Regions from separate parts of the Mus musculus genome. Here region 2 is linked to region 1. Evidence: chromatin loops called from intact Hi-C (ENCODE). Cell type or tissue: heart. All regions are shown on one strand. Links, peaks and the distances in the headings refer to the core of each region. The heading gives the core; the rest is flanking DNA.

Region 1 (6,102 bases), core at 606-5,605:
TGACAACTGAAACTTCGTTGCCTCCTCTACACACAACAGGATTCTCCTATCAAAATATCTTTCATGGGGCTGGAAGACATAGCTCAGTGGTTAAGAATGCTTGCTGCACACACATGAAGATCCAAGTCTGGACACCTGTAGCCCTCACCGCCATTCCATTCAGTAGCTAGCTGAGTCGCTCCAGAGTGGCAGTTCACAACCTGTGGCTCGCGACCCCTACGACAAACCTCTATCTCCAAAAAATAGGTATGATACGGTTCATAAAAGTAGCAAAATCACAGTTACAAAGTAGTAGTGAAGATAATTTTATGGTTGGGGCCACTACAATGTGTGGGACTGTATGCATTCAAGAGTTGCAGCATTAGGAACGTTGAGAACCACCGCCCTAGATAGAGCCTCTGTCTGCCTTTCCCGTTGCTTCTCTGTTTCTCCCTTCCTCCTGTGCTCGTGCTGAGGAGGGAGGCTGTCATGAACCTGAAGCTTGCAAGGGCCCCGAGGAGCCTCAAGAATTGTGTGGGTAGGAACGTGACTTCTTTTCTGATTGGCCCTCCAGAGACTGGAGGCTGGGCCAACATCCAGAATGCAGCTTCTGACTCTGCGCCAGGTAACCCAGCTAAACCACATCCTGATACCTGCACGGTATTATTTTAAGCTGCTGAGCTTGTGGCAAACAGCTACTCAGAAGTAGGTGGCTGGCGCTCACCTCTCATTGAAGGAGCCTTGAAGGGGTGACTTAGCTACAGCCAAGCAGGGCTCTGCTCACTCACCACAGTTTCCTTCTTCTGCCAGGGAACGACATTGTCCCTAGGAAGCAGCCCCCAGCCAGCTGCTACATTTCTCAATGCCCCTTTTCATCTGAATGGAGCCATTGACTGGTTCTCAACAAGGAGAGTGGAAACCACCTGGGATGGGATTTTCTCCACTCTCTTAGCCTGTCTGCCAGTTGGAAGCAGAAGGCCAAAGCCCAAGAGCCCTAAGGAGCCCCAAGCAAGAGGACTTGGTACTTCACTTCCTCACATAAAGAGAGGTTACCCACTGATACGGAACAGCTGGACGACATTCATCAGACTGGGGAAAAATCAACCAACCAACCAACCAACCAACCAACCAACCAACCAGCCTTCATGATGTTAAGCCATAGACTTCTCAGGTTTTGTCTATTGTAGCAATGCATTTGTTTAACATTTTATCAATTTTCTTACTTCAGAAATGGAAAGTTGTTGTGATCGAATGAAACACTGGTCAAATTTTAAACTGTCATGAACTAATGACAGTGTCCTCACAGTGTCCTCGAGGTAAGTAACCGGAGAAGGAATTCCTTGCTCTCGGGGTGCTGAAGCTACAGAGCGGTTATGTGAGTCGAGGTCAGTGTGGAGAGCAGAGGTGGGGCTAAGCCTAAAGCTTCCTATCTCCTGCCAGATTGTCTTCCAGTCCTGCAAATGCATCTAGGAGTGGGCAGAGGGCGGGGCTTGCTGGAGGACATTTCTTTTGAACTTGAGAGAGAATGGGTGACTCAAGCCTGCTCGTGTGCATTGGAACCAAATGCCTCCCTCCACTTTGGCTTCACACTGGGCTGTCTGCTTATGCAAAAGAACCGAAGCTATGCCGTGCGTGTGTTTAGTTAAGAGACTAACCTGTAAGCCTTCCTGGCCCAAGGACAGTTAGCTTCCTGGAATCCTGGGGGCTGTTGTTCATGTAAGATTACAAGCCAGGTGTTGTTCACTTTTGTAAAAAAGGTTGGTTGCCCTGGCTCAGAAGGATAAGCTTGGTCACACATAGGTGGGAAGTATGTCATAATGTATACTTGCCTCTGATTGGATGAAGTCGATACATATGTAGCCTTGTGGGTTCTGCCCAAACTAATGTAACTAGCAACCATTTTCTGGGAATCCAAGGTATGGACCTGGCCAGTGTCCATTATCTTGGCAAGTGTTTAATTTGGTTTAAAAATTGTGATAGTGATTTTATTCTCTCCCAAGAGATCAACAAGCCAAGAAGGATTATCTATCTATCTATCTATCTATCTATCTATCTATCTATCTATCCATCTATCTCTATATCATTCTATCTATCATTCTATCTATCTATCTATCTATCTATCCATCTATCTCTATATCATTCTATCTATCATCCTATCTATCTATCTATCTATCTATCTATCATTCTATCTCTTTCTATCTATTTACATATATCATTCTATTATCTATCTATCATTCTATCTTATCTATCATTCTCTCTATCTTTCTATCTTCATCTATTATTCTACCTACCTACCTATCATTCTATCTATTATCTATCAATCAATCTATCATTCTATCTATCTATCTATCTATCATCTATCTATCTATCAATCTATCATCTCTCTCTCTCTCTCTCTCTCTATCCTATCTATCTAATCTAATTTATCTATATTTTGAGACAGGGTTTCTCTGTGCATCCCTGGCTGGAACTAACTCTGTAGACCAGGCTGGCCTTGAACTCAGAGAGATCCGCCTGCCTCCTGAGCACTTCAATTAAAGTTGTGTGCTACTGACACCCTGCCAAGTAGGGAAGTTTTAATAGAGTGTACAGAATTTTTATTATGGTGATAGGAACCTTATATTTTATCCAAGAGGTCAAGCCCTTCCATTTTCAAAACACCCATTAAAACCTCATTTAAAGGGGCTGGAGAGATGGCTCAGCAGTTAAGAGCACTATCTGTTCTTTCAGTGGTCCTGAGTTCAATTCCCAGCAACCACCTGGTGGCTCACAACCATCTGGGATCTAATCCTGTCATCCAGCATGCAGGCATACACGAAGATAGAGCACTCATATACATAAAATAAGTAAATCTTAAAAAAAACAAACAAACCCAAAAACCTCATGAAAAGACAGTGTTATTTGTGCAGTAAGCCGGAACCGGAAGTTGTAGGCAGAAGACTTCTCCAACTCACCAGTGCACTAAATCTGGGCTGAGATAGGGACACAGACTTGTGATATCCCGGTAGGTAACAACCTTACAGTAAAGCTCTTTGGCCCTGAAGGCTAATCAGGCTAGTGGATGGGTGGGTTATAGGGCTCTGTGATCTCAGCTGTCGCAGAGCATTTCATACAAAATCTCCTAAACCCATTGCAGGTTGATGTTGTCCTGAAAGAGATGGCCACACTATAGCTTTCCACACCTGCTTGGTTTTAAGCACTCCATGCAGGGTGCCCTACTCGGCACAGCTGTAACCATTGGAGTGCATTCGGAACCATTGAGAGTTTTCAACTGATTATGATTTGTGAATGTGGCTATCAGCTAGAATGGCTGGTTGGGAAGCCATGGAACGAAAGCTTGAGGAGAGCGCCATCTTGTGGACTTTACGTGTAGCATCGTGACTACATTGAGTTCAACTTAACTTGCTAGAAGTAAGTTTTTAAAACTTGGAAACAGAACCCATTTCAGCTGGATTCAACAGATCCCATGGAAGTGAAGGCATTGCGGTGGGAACTAGATCCTTGGAAGGCAGATCCAGGGTAGACCCGAGGTTCATTAGAACCTGCAATCTCTTCATTATTTCCAGCTGGCTTTATACACCCATCAGGAAGATAGATTGTTGCCCCAAACCACAATTTCAAATCAAATAGCGTTTTCATGTTGTGACTCAGCTATATAGAGAAAAAGCTTAAAGACTCTGGCCTCACTGGGTCACAGGTTAGTCATGCAGTTGGGTGAGTAGGACTCCATGGTCACCCAGCGCCTATCCCCCGTGATTGGGGGGACAGGAAACAGGGTAGGCTATGTTACCCCAGGAGGAGTGGTTGTAGTGAGAATATTTGCTGGGAAAGTGTGAAACCTTTAAAGAGTAACCCGTCCTGCTTTGTTCCAAAGGCCCAGCTTTTCCCCAGGCACGCTGTTCTGAAAGATCCTATCTTCCATTGTTTTCCTGAGGGCAACACAAGAGCTCACCCCCCCCACCCCCCCCCCTCCCGCCGCTGCCACCGAGGAGAGGACTCAAAGGCGCAGTGAGCTACTCAACAGGAGTCTGGGTTTTCAAGATGCTGTGTGTTCCCCAGGGGTCCAATACAGCATCCATTCCTGGTCCTCGAATCCGGGTCCACTAAGGAAAACTCTTGGGGTGGGAGTGATGGCTTCACAGTCAAAGAGCACTGGCTGCTCTTGCAGAGGACTGGGGTTTGATTCCTAGCGCCCACATGACAGCTCCCCACAGTCTGTCATCAGTTCTAGAGCACACTTCTCTCCTCTTCAGGCAACAGGTACATACCAATATGTGCAGGCAACACACACACACACACACACACACACACACACACACACACACGGGGGGGGGGGATAAAATAAATAAATCTTTAAAAAAAGAAAAAAATGACAATAAAGTCAATTTGTTTGGATAAATGTGTTTCGAGTTCATATGACAACATATCGTTGAAAAATCCCCAAAAGATTCCTGAAGGAGTCTTGCTTTATTGGGTCAAAGGTTTACAAGAGGTTCCCTCGTCTGATTTGTTGTTTCAAAGAATCAGCAATTTGAGACTCAAGTACCCAACAAGTATTGCTGTAGGGTCAAGGAACCTGCCCTTGACTTCTGTGTGTTTAAAGACGGGAGATATAGTCATAGTTCCATAGTACGCAGTATTATGGAGCTGGGATTGCGTCACAGACCACACACACACTTTGCTTAGAGCATTTACAGGAAAGGGTGTGTCTTTCATAGCTGGAGCTTTGAACTCTGAAGCCACTGACGTAGCAAACCTCATTGACAGAGGATAAGGAGCCTCCAGACTCAGGGGAACGATTTGGATTGATTTCAGATCAGAAGATACTTAGCAACGACTTGTCCAAAAATACGGGTCATTTTCTTCTGTGTGCTTATCACCATCATTATTTGCTTCCGTCTTTTGTACAAAGCAGAGTCTGGTCGGTGTGCCTGAAGGCCAATTTATCTCAAAGAAGAATATTCAAATCGATTTGCATCATTCAGTGCTAGTTTTGAAGCTCGTTGTCCTGTTGGCAATTCTAAAGCAATTTAAAGCAAAACCAAATGCGTTATCTTTAAAACATACGTTCAGTTTAATGATTGGGAGGGATGGATTGGCAGTGCACCGATGGAGGATGGGTTTCGACTTGCGATTAACCAGGCCTAGTTCTGATGTCACTTTTATTAGTGGAGTGACTTCTATCAAACTCCTTGACCTTTAGAGGCCTCTGTTTCGCCATCTGAGTAATTAGGGGGAATACAGACCTTTGTGAGCATTAAATAAATATGCAATAGTTTATCACAGAGCAAGGGTTCAATAAATGTTTACAATGAAAATCAGAACAAACACCGTTCCTATTTTATAGGCAGGAATTATGTGGTTAAAAATCTATTAATGACAAACAGAATATCGATTTAATGGCCGTTACTCATACTATTGATTACTGTGGTCTTCACTGGGGACCAGTGTCATCTGGGGTTGAGTACTGAGAACACAGAGATTAAAATTTTAAAAACAATTTATTATATCGAGTGTGGTGTTGGGGAGTTACTGACCTAGGAAAACACAGCTCGCTGAGCGGAGGGTTGACACGCGATAGGGTGGGGGCGCTGTTTCCTGCTGTAGCGGGCTTATCTCACCAGCAGATGGCGCTCCTCTGTCTGGCCCTTCAATGCCCCTTCCTTGTTCCTTTCAGGGGGAATATCACTCACATGTAGGAGTCACTGAGACAGTGTGGCTCAGTCGCTGCTTTCTTCCCCGAGGAAGCCTGTCTTCTGGAAGCTGGCAATTTCCCCGTAAATATAATTGGCAGGTCCCGTTTTTCACAGGCTCACCTTGGTCACTGCTACGTGTGATTCAGGACAATTTGTGGGAAAGATAGATGCCATTTATTAAACTTTTTCAAATCACAAAGTTCTGTTACACACCTTGGGGAACATTCTAAAAGCCCAACTAGAATATACCTCAGAGTCATTTATTGCAGGGGCAGTGTGTGTGTGAATGAGTGTGTGAGTGTGTGTGAGAGTGTGTGTATGTGTGTTTGTGTATGAGAATGAGTGTGTGTGTGTGAATGTGTGTTAAAAAAGCAACGTCATTTATTTACCAGTCCCCATGCCTCACTGATTGAAGGTCATTTGGACA
Region 2 (6,102 bases), core at 705-5,704, 69 kb before region 1:
GATCTCTGTGTTCAAGGAAAGCCTGATATACATAGCAATTTCCAGGACAGTCAGAGCTATAGACAGCCCCTGTCTAAAAACAAAACAAAATAAAAAGACAAATCTCAAAGCAAACAAGAAAAGACCAATGAGAGAAAGAGAGAGAGAGAGAGAGAGGATAAAAAGTGACTTTTCTTTTCCTCTCTAATCTTAGGGCTACAGCTCATGATAGAGCCTTGGCTTAGCATGTGCAAGGCCTTGGTGTTGTTAGTATTGCAACAACCAACCAACCAACCAACCAACCAGGAAGAGCGCTGCTATGTGATTTTATTTGAACCCAGGGCCTTGCGCATGAGCTCTCCTAGTAAGGAGCATTCTCAGGCTGCCTCCCCTCTTCCCTCCCTTCCTTCCCTCCCTCCTCTTCCTAGGCAGGGACTAGATATATAGACTTGTTTCCATATCTGCTACATCTGACTACCCCTCCCTGCCATGGAACACATAGGGTGGACTACTGTCTGTCATTGGGCTTAGGGAAAACAAACAAACAAACGAACAAACAAACCCAAAAGTGGGGAAAAAAAAAAAACGGGCAGTGGTGGCGCACACCTGTAATCCCAGCACTTGGGAGGCAGAGGCAGGTGGATTTCTGAGTTCAAGACCAGCCTGGTCTACAGAGTGAGTTCCAGGACAGCTGGACTGTGCAGAGAAACCCTGTCTCAAAAACAACAACAACAAAAACAAAAAACAAAAAAAATGGAGCTCTTATCCTTCAGTTGAACATCTGACCCAAAGTACTGCACGTGTAGGAAGAGCCTCTCTGGAACTCTATCTATCTGTATTAAAGTCAGACTGCAGAACTGAATCCACAACTGTCGTCCACCCCACCCTGAGGTCTCACAGTCTGTCCCAGAATAAAAGACTTAAGTAACAGAACCACACCAGACAGATTCCTATCTGTTCCTTGAGTTCATTCAAATACTAGAAAGATGCCCAGTATGTGAACAGGGACAGAGACTAGAGTCACAGAAACCACAGAACTCTTGGAACATCAGCAGCTGGAAGAGGAAGGATTCTCCCTAGAGCTCTTGCGGGCAGCCTGACTATGTATTACAGCATCTTAGTTTCAGACTTCTGGCTTCCATAAAGGTGGAAGCTCCAAGTGTGATCTGTTAAGGCAGGGGAGTCCTCACTGCAGGAAGGGGTTTCTGAGGAGGTAAAGTGCTGAACCTCTGCTTTTCTAAGGTTGCCAAGGTGAGCCTGTGTCTTTTAGGAGGCTTTGTGACATTGCTGGGGTGTGTGGGGGTGGGTAAGACATTCCTAAACAAAGCCCCAAACCAAAGCGTTCACACCTTTGATTATGAACAACAAGCCTTCCTGGGCACTGGGGTGTTTGTGTGCTGAGCAGAAACAGGGGGCCTCCTGTTTGTTTCCTCTGCAGGGTGAACAAGGGAGCAGCCCTTAGTCACTTCAGCTGGAGGGAATAATAGAGGTTAAATATTTTATTGGAACATTAACTGAGCTAATAAACCCTAGCTTGTGGCCTAACTATATAAACCACACATGCGCTCAGAGATATGTTGGCCAGCTTCCAGTTTCCTTCTGCACATACATAGAGGTTTATTTGATTTTTAGATGGTGTCTAAGAAAGCCCATGCTGGACTTGAACTCCTGATCCTCTTGTTTCTATTTCTTAAGCGCTGGGGTTACAGGTTTTCCACATAATGCCTGGTAGATGCTTTTCAAAAAATAATTTTTGTTACGTTTTATTTATTTTGTGTGTGTGGGGAGGCATGCCACCGAGCACAGGTGGGCAGGAGATAAATTGGTTCTCCCCTTATACGGGGGGGGGGGGGGGGGGTAGTGGTGGTGTCCAAAGATTGACGGGTCATCCTAGCTGACTGGCATCAGGCAACTTTGTTGATGAGCCACCTCAATGACCCCAGAAGCTGTTTTGAGAGTAAGCTCCGTTTCCTTCATAACTTCATTGTCCTCCCCTTCCCCCTTCTTAGTGGGAAAAGTGTCTTACACCTACCTGGCAGGAGGCTCAGAGAACAAACTTGTACAGTCTTTAAGGCCGGCTTCCTTCTTCCTCCACCCCTTCTGGAGGTGAGGGCAGCTTTCTCTGCAATATTTGCTGTAAATACTTTCAGTTCATTTTGCTAGCTCTCTCACTTTTTCCAGCTCCCAAACTGACTCCCGACTGTCAACAGTAAGAGTTTGGTCCTTCTAAGAATTGAGGGCCGACTCGGTGATGGTTTGGATCCTAGTCAGTCGCTTTGCAAACTGCTGCTCTCAATATCTTTTCTCACGCTTATTGTTAAAACTGGTTGTCCTGCAGTGGAATACGCGTGCAGGATTTTCCCTTCTTCGTTCTAGTAAGGCCGTTCATCACAGCGGCGTGGGACGTGGACCCCTGAGAAACTCTTAGCCAGTTAGGTGAAGGTTAGTATTTGCGCAGCGTTTTCTGCAGTCGGTGTAGGCGGATGCTAGGGAAGCTTAGACTGGAATCTCCTCCAGGGAGGGGAGTGACAAACAGCCTCTAGGGTGTCCTGTCCTCCCCTCCCCCTCGCCCGCTCACCGGTCCGCCTGCCCTTTTAAAGCAAGGTCTATAAAGGATCTACCTATTTAGTCTTAAGCTGACTGTTGGAACTCAAAACAGCCCAGACCCATCTCCTCGGAATTCTCCAGTCGCAGATTCCCGAGCGTAAGTGCTGGAATTCCAGTCTTCTGCGACACAACCGCTTGGAATTTCTGGGTCTATTTTGTGGCTAGAGAGGTGGTGGCAGAGTGGCTAAGGCGACTTGTGGAGAGAGAGAAAGCGGGCGAGCTTTCTTTCCCTGACTGCAGCTAGGAAGGAGGTAAGAGAGAGCCACGAGCCACGGTGCGCGACTGCCTCACCCTTGTTCAGTAGTTTCCTCCTCCCGAAAGCCCTTCCCAGGAGGTCGTGTTGCAGGCTCACAAACAAGATCTTCCGCAGCGATCGGGGACGTCAGCGGTCCGTTCTGTGGGTGAAGATGGAAAGTCTGCTACCGAAAGAACCTTTGCTGGGAGTGCGGGGGGGCGGGGCGGAGGGCGGCGGCTCTCTAGGCAGCAGCGCCCGGGAGACGCGGTCATGCCCCGGAGCTCCCTGTTGGGTGGCGATGGGGGTGGGGCAAGGGTAGAGTGTAGAAAAAGGGAGCCCGGCGCCCGAAAGCCACTGGCTACCCGCATAGCCCGCAGCCCACGCCGAGGTGCAGGGAACCTGCGGGGATCCTCGCTGCCGGAGGGCCTCGGTGAGTCACCGCGGGGTTGTCGCAATCGTTACCCGGAGGAAATCAGGCCCGGGGTGGGGCGCGTTCCTGGCTGCCTCCATGCACTCTGACTGCACTAGGGTGTCCCGTAGGTCACCCAGCTGGGTCTTCTCGCCAGAGACACTCAGGTCTGAGCCGGCTGCCGTGGCTACAGCTTGGCCTGGGCCTCCAGTAGAGAGTGAGCTTGCGGGGCCAACCGGGACCCAAGGGGAGGAAGCAAGGAGATCGCAGTAGTTCTGAGAGTTCTCGCCTTCCCTTTCCTCTTCGCTCCGCAGAGCTGAAGGGAACGAGGCGGGCGGCAAAGACTCCTCAGAGCCCGGCTCCGGGCTGGACGCTGTGTTTTCCGAACTGCGGCTGGACTGCCTGGGACTCTGACACCTACCGCTCTCGGCTTTCCTGGGGACCTCTTCCTGAGGGCGTGCTGAGACATGGAGGGCGCAGACCTGGCGGTGAAGCTCCTGTCCACCTGGCTGACGCTGGTGGGCGGCCTCATCCTTTTACCCTCGGCCTTCGGATTATCCCTGGGTATCTCGGAGATCTACATGAAGATCCTGGTGAAAACCTTGGAGGTGAGTGCAGGAAAGGATGTGGAGCTCCCGCTGCTCTGAGGACTTCGGATCTTGGAGTGGCAGGGGTTGAGCTTTGAACTGTGAAAGCAATTTGGGCAAGGGGGTCAGTCAGTGGTGGGAGGTCGGGGTGGAGATGGAACGGGGACCCGAGAGAATATTTCAGTTTCTGGTCTGCTGTAGTGAGAAAGACAGCCTGATACCAGTCAAGAACAGTAGCCCACCTCACAAGAATCCCTCTATCTGTATTTCTTCTTCACTACTATTTTTTTTTTTTTTTTTTTTTTTTTCTTACTAGATTAACCCCAGGACAGCCGTTTGCTGTATCAGCAGGTTTATTACCCACTATGCCTCTCGGGCTGTCACTTCACTCTTGAGTTTTTACAGCCCCAGGTTTCAGAGGTCCTTTTGTGACTACAGAGGCATCCTGTTCCACTTGGTGCCCAATATAAGACACCAAATGGCTGGGTGGCAGAGAAGAATCTGATTTTTTTTTTTTTTTTTTTTTTTTTTTTTTTTTTTTTTGGTTTTTCTGGACAGGGTTTCTCTGTGTAGCCCTGGTTGTCCTGGAACTCACTCTGTAGACCAGGCTGGTCTCGAACTCAGAAATCTGCCTGCCTCTCTGCCTCCCGAGCCTCCCGAGTGCCCGGCTGAAGAATCAGATTTTATTTTAATGTAGTCACGGGGATTTTTATCTAATCAGGTGCACTGGAATACTATCCCAAAGGTTTCTGGTCCTGGGTTTGTTTGCAGATTTCAAGGACAAAGGTGTTAGATCCAACTGAGTGGAGGGACAGGAGGGACGACATCAGCATAAGCTTATACACTCTTTTTTAGTAAAATTTAGAAGGCCACTCCAGGCCGGGAGGCAAGTGATGTGAGAATCGGAGTTCAGACGTTTGCTTGAGTTAAGTGTGACAACAGTGAATGCAGAGGCTCTGTAGGCTGTACAGCTTTGCATTGGTTTGGTACCCAAATCTCATCCCTGTTTCTCTGTATCTGATCTAGCAAGGTCATCTGATCCCTGTACCTTATAGTATTCGCCCTCAAAAGAGGGGAAACAATGCCTATTTGCATATAGATTTTGTTTTGGTTTTGAGACAGGATCTCACTCTTGGTGCCCTGGCTGGCTTTGAAGTTCTTGACAATCCACCTTCTGTTTTCTGGTGTTACAGAGTGGGACCGTCAGACTTAGCTTTCCACGTAGTTTTTAGGAGTGCGAACACATCAGTGCATTGAGTCCGTAGGAGGGCACTCGTGCATGGTGGGTGCCTTGTGTCTTTATGATTAAATGACGGGGTACGATTGCTTAGATTCTGCTGCCTTCGGTTTCTCCTGATTCTTTATTACCATCTGTAGCTGTGCACTTTTTTGACCTGTACTTTCTGCCCTCCCGTAGGACTTGGCTCTGTCCCTTGCTTTTAGCACTGGAGTGGCTCCTAGATGCACATCTCTACCTCTGCTGCTTGCTAATGCTTTCCCTTAGGCCTTTGCTGGACTTTCTCTTTGCTGGCCACTTTGTGAGTCCTTAAAATGGTTAGATTCTTTTATCTGCCCCACTCTCTCTTCCAAAATGGCATCTCACTTCTTAGCTCACACTTGCTGGCCTTGAACTTGGCTCTTGCTGCTTCAGGTTCCCAAGCACTGAGTGATGTGTGCCACCTTGTTAGCTAGCCTTCAAGGTTTTAACTTTTTTTTTTTCTCTTCTCTCTTCTTATTGCCATTACACAGTGTTGTAGTCACACTATGCTGCGGATTTTAGTTTCCTCCCTACTGGCCGTTCTTCAGAATGCTAACTCCACATACAGCAGTGATCCTCTTCAGCACTGCCTCCTGAAATGACCTAGCTGGTTTCTTGGGCAGCAGTGTCCTTTGGAGAACCAGATAAGGGGAATCACAGGCACATGCTGGCTTCCAGGTGCTCATTACTGCCTCGCTTTAATCTCCAAGGAGGGCGTCACCACCCAGTTGTTCTCGGTCGTCAAATTACTGTATTTGATGAGATGATTGCCCATCCAGGTTCTGGCTTTTGAGTTTGTTTGTCCGGGCCCCAAGCGTTTTCCATCCAGAGCAGAAACCAACGTCAGAGAAGATCTCTATTTCTCTCCACATGTGCATTGACCTTAAACCCAAGAAATACACACACGGCACACTCATCCCACACCTTGCCACAACAGTCACACCACAGCCCCCGACCATAAGCCAATCACACACATACACTCTTCATTGTCTATTGTGTGTTTACTTTAAATTTTTAAAAAAGATTT

What was found. Hi-C counts contacts between places; a loop is a spot of excess contacts. Peaks named below come from ENCODE experiments on the same cell type or tissue, not always from the same donor. Only the 100,000 strongest peaks of a DNase experiment are listed, where the experiment ranks them.
Region 2: it touches region 1 in a loop (2.7-fold over the local background); 10 of 42 quality-filtered maps call a loop at or near these places.

What each region holds. Positions count from the first base shown.
Region 1 is chr5:100,911,979-100,918,080 of GRCm38, forward strand. Gm36793 (predicted gene, 36793) reads right to left here and starts at 1,714. Exons shown (of 3, transcript NR_168093.1): 1 at 1,635-1,714; 2 at 1-69. Gm36740 (a long non-coding RNA gene) reads left to right here and starts at 1,215. Exons shown (of 3, transcript XR_389418.1): 1 at 1,215-1,295. In heart, for the core only: CTCF peaks have their summits at 3,341 (motif pointing left) and 5,600 (motif pointing right); no DNase peak of the experiment used is centred there; H3K27me3 peaks cover 229 bases.
Region 2 is chr5:100,843,111-100,849,212 of GRCm38, forward strand. It overlaps Gpat3 (glycerol-3-phosphate acyltransferase 3), which reads left to right and starts at 3,119. Exons shown (of 13, transcript NM_172715.3): 1 at 3,119-3,251; 2 at 3,545-3,838. The coding sequence starts at 3,698. Gm46917 (a long non-coding RNA gene) reads left to right here and starts at 4,449. Exons shown (of 2, transcript XR_001784903.1): 1 at 4,449-5,099; 2 at 5,567-5,854. It also overlaps a transcript of Abraxas1 not described here. In heart, for the core only: no CTCF peak of the experiment used is centred there; DNase peaks (open chromatin) are centred at 2,541 and 3,241; H3K4me3 peaks cover 3,055 bases; H3K27ac peaks cover 2,167 bases; H3K27me3 peaks cover 365 bases.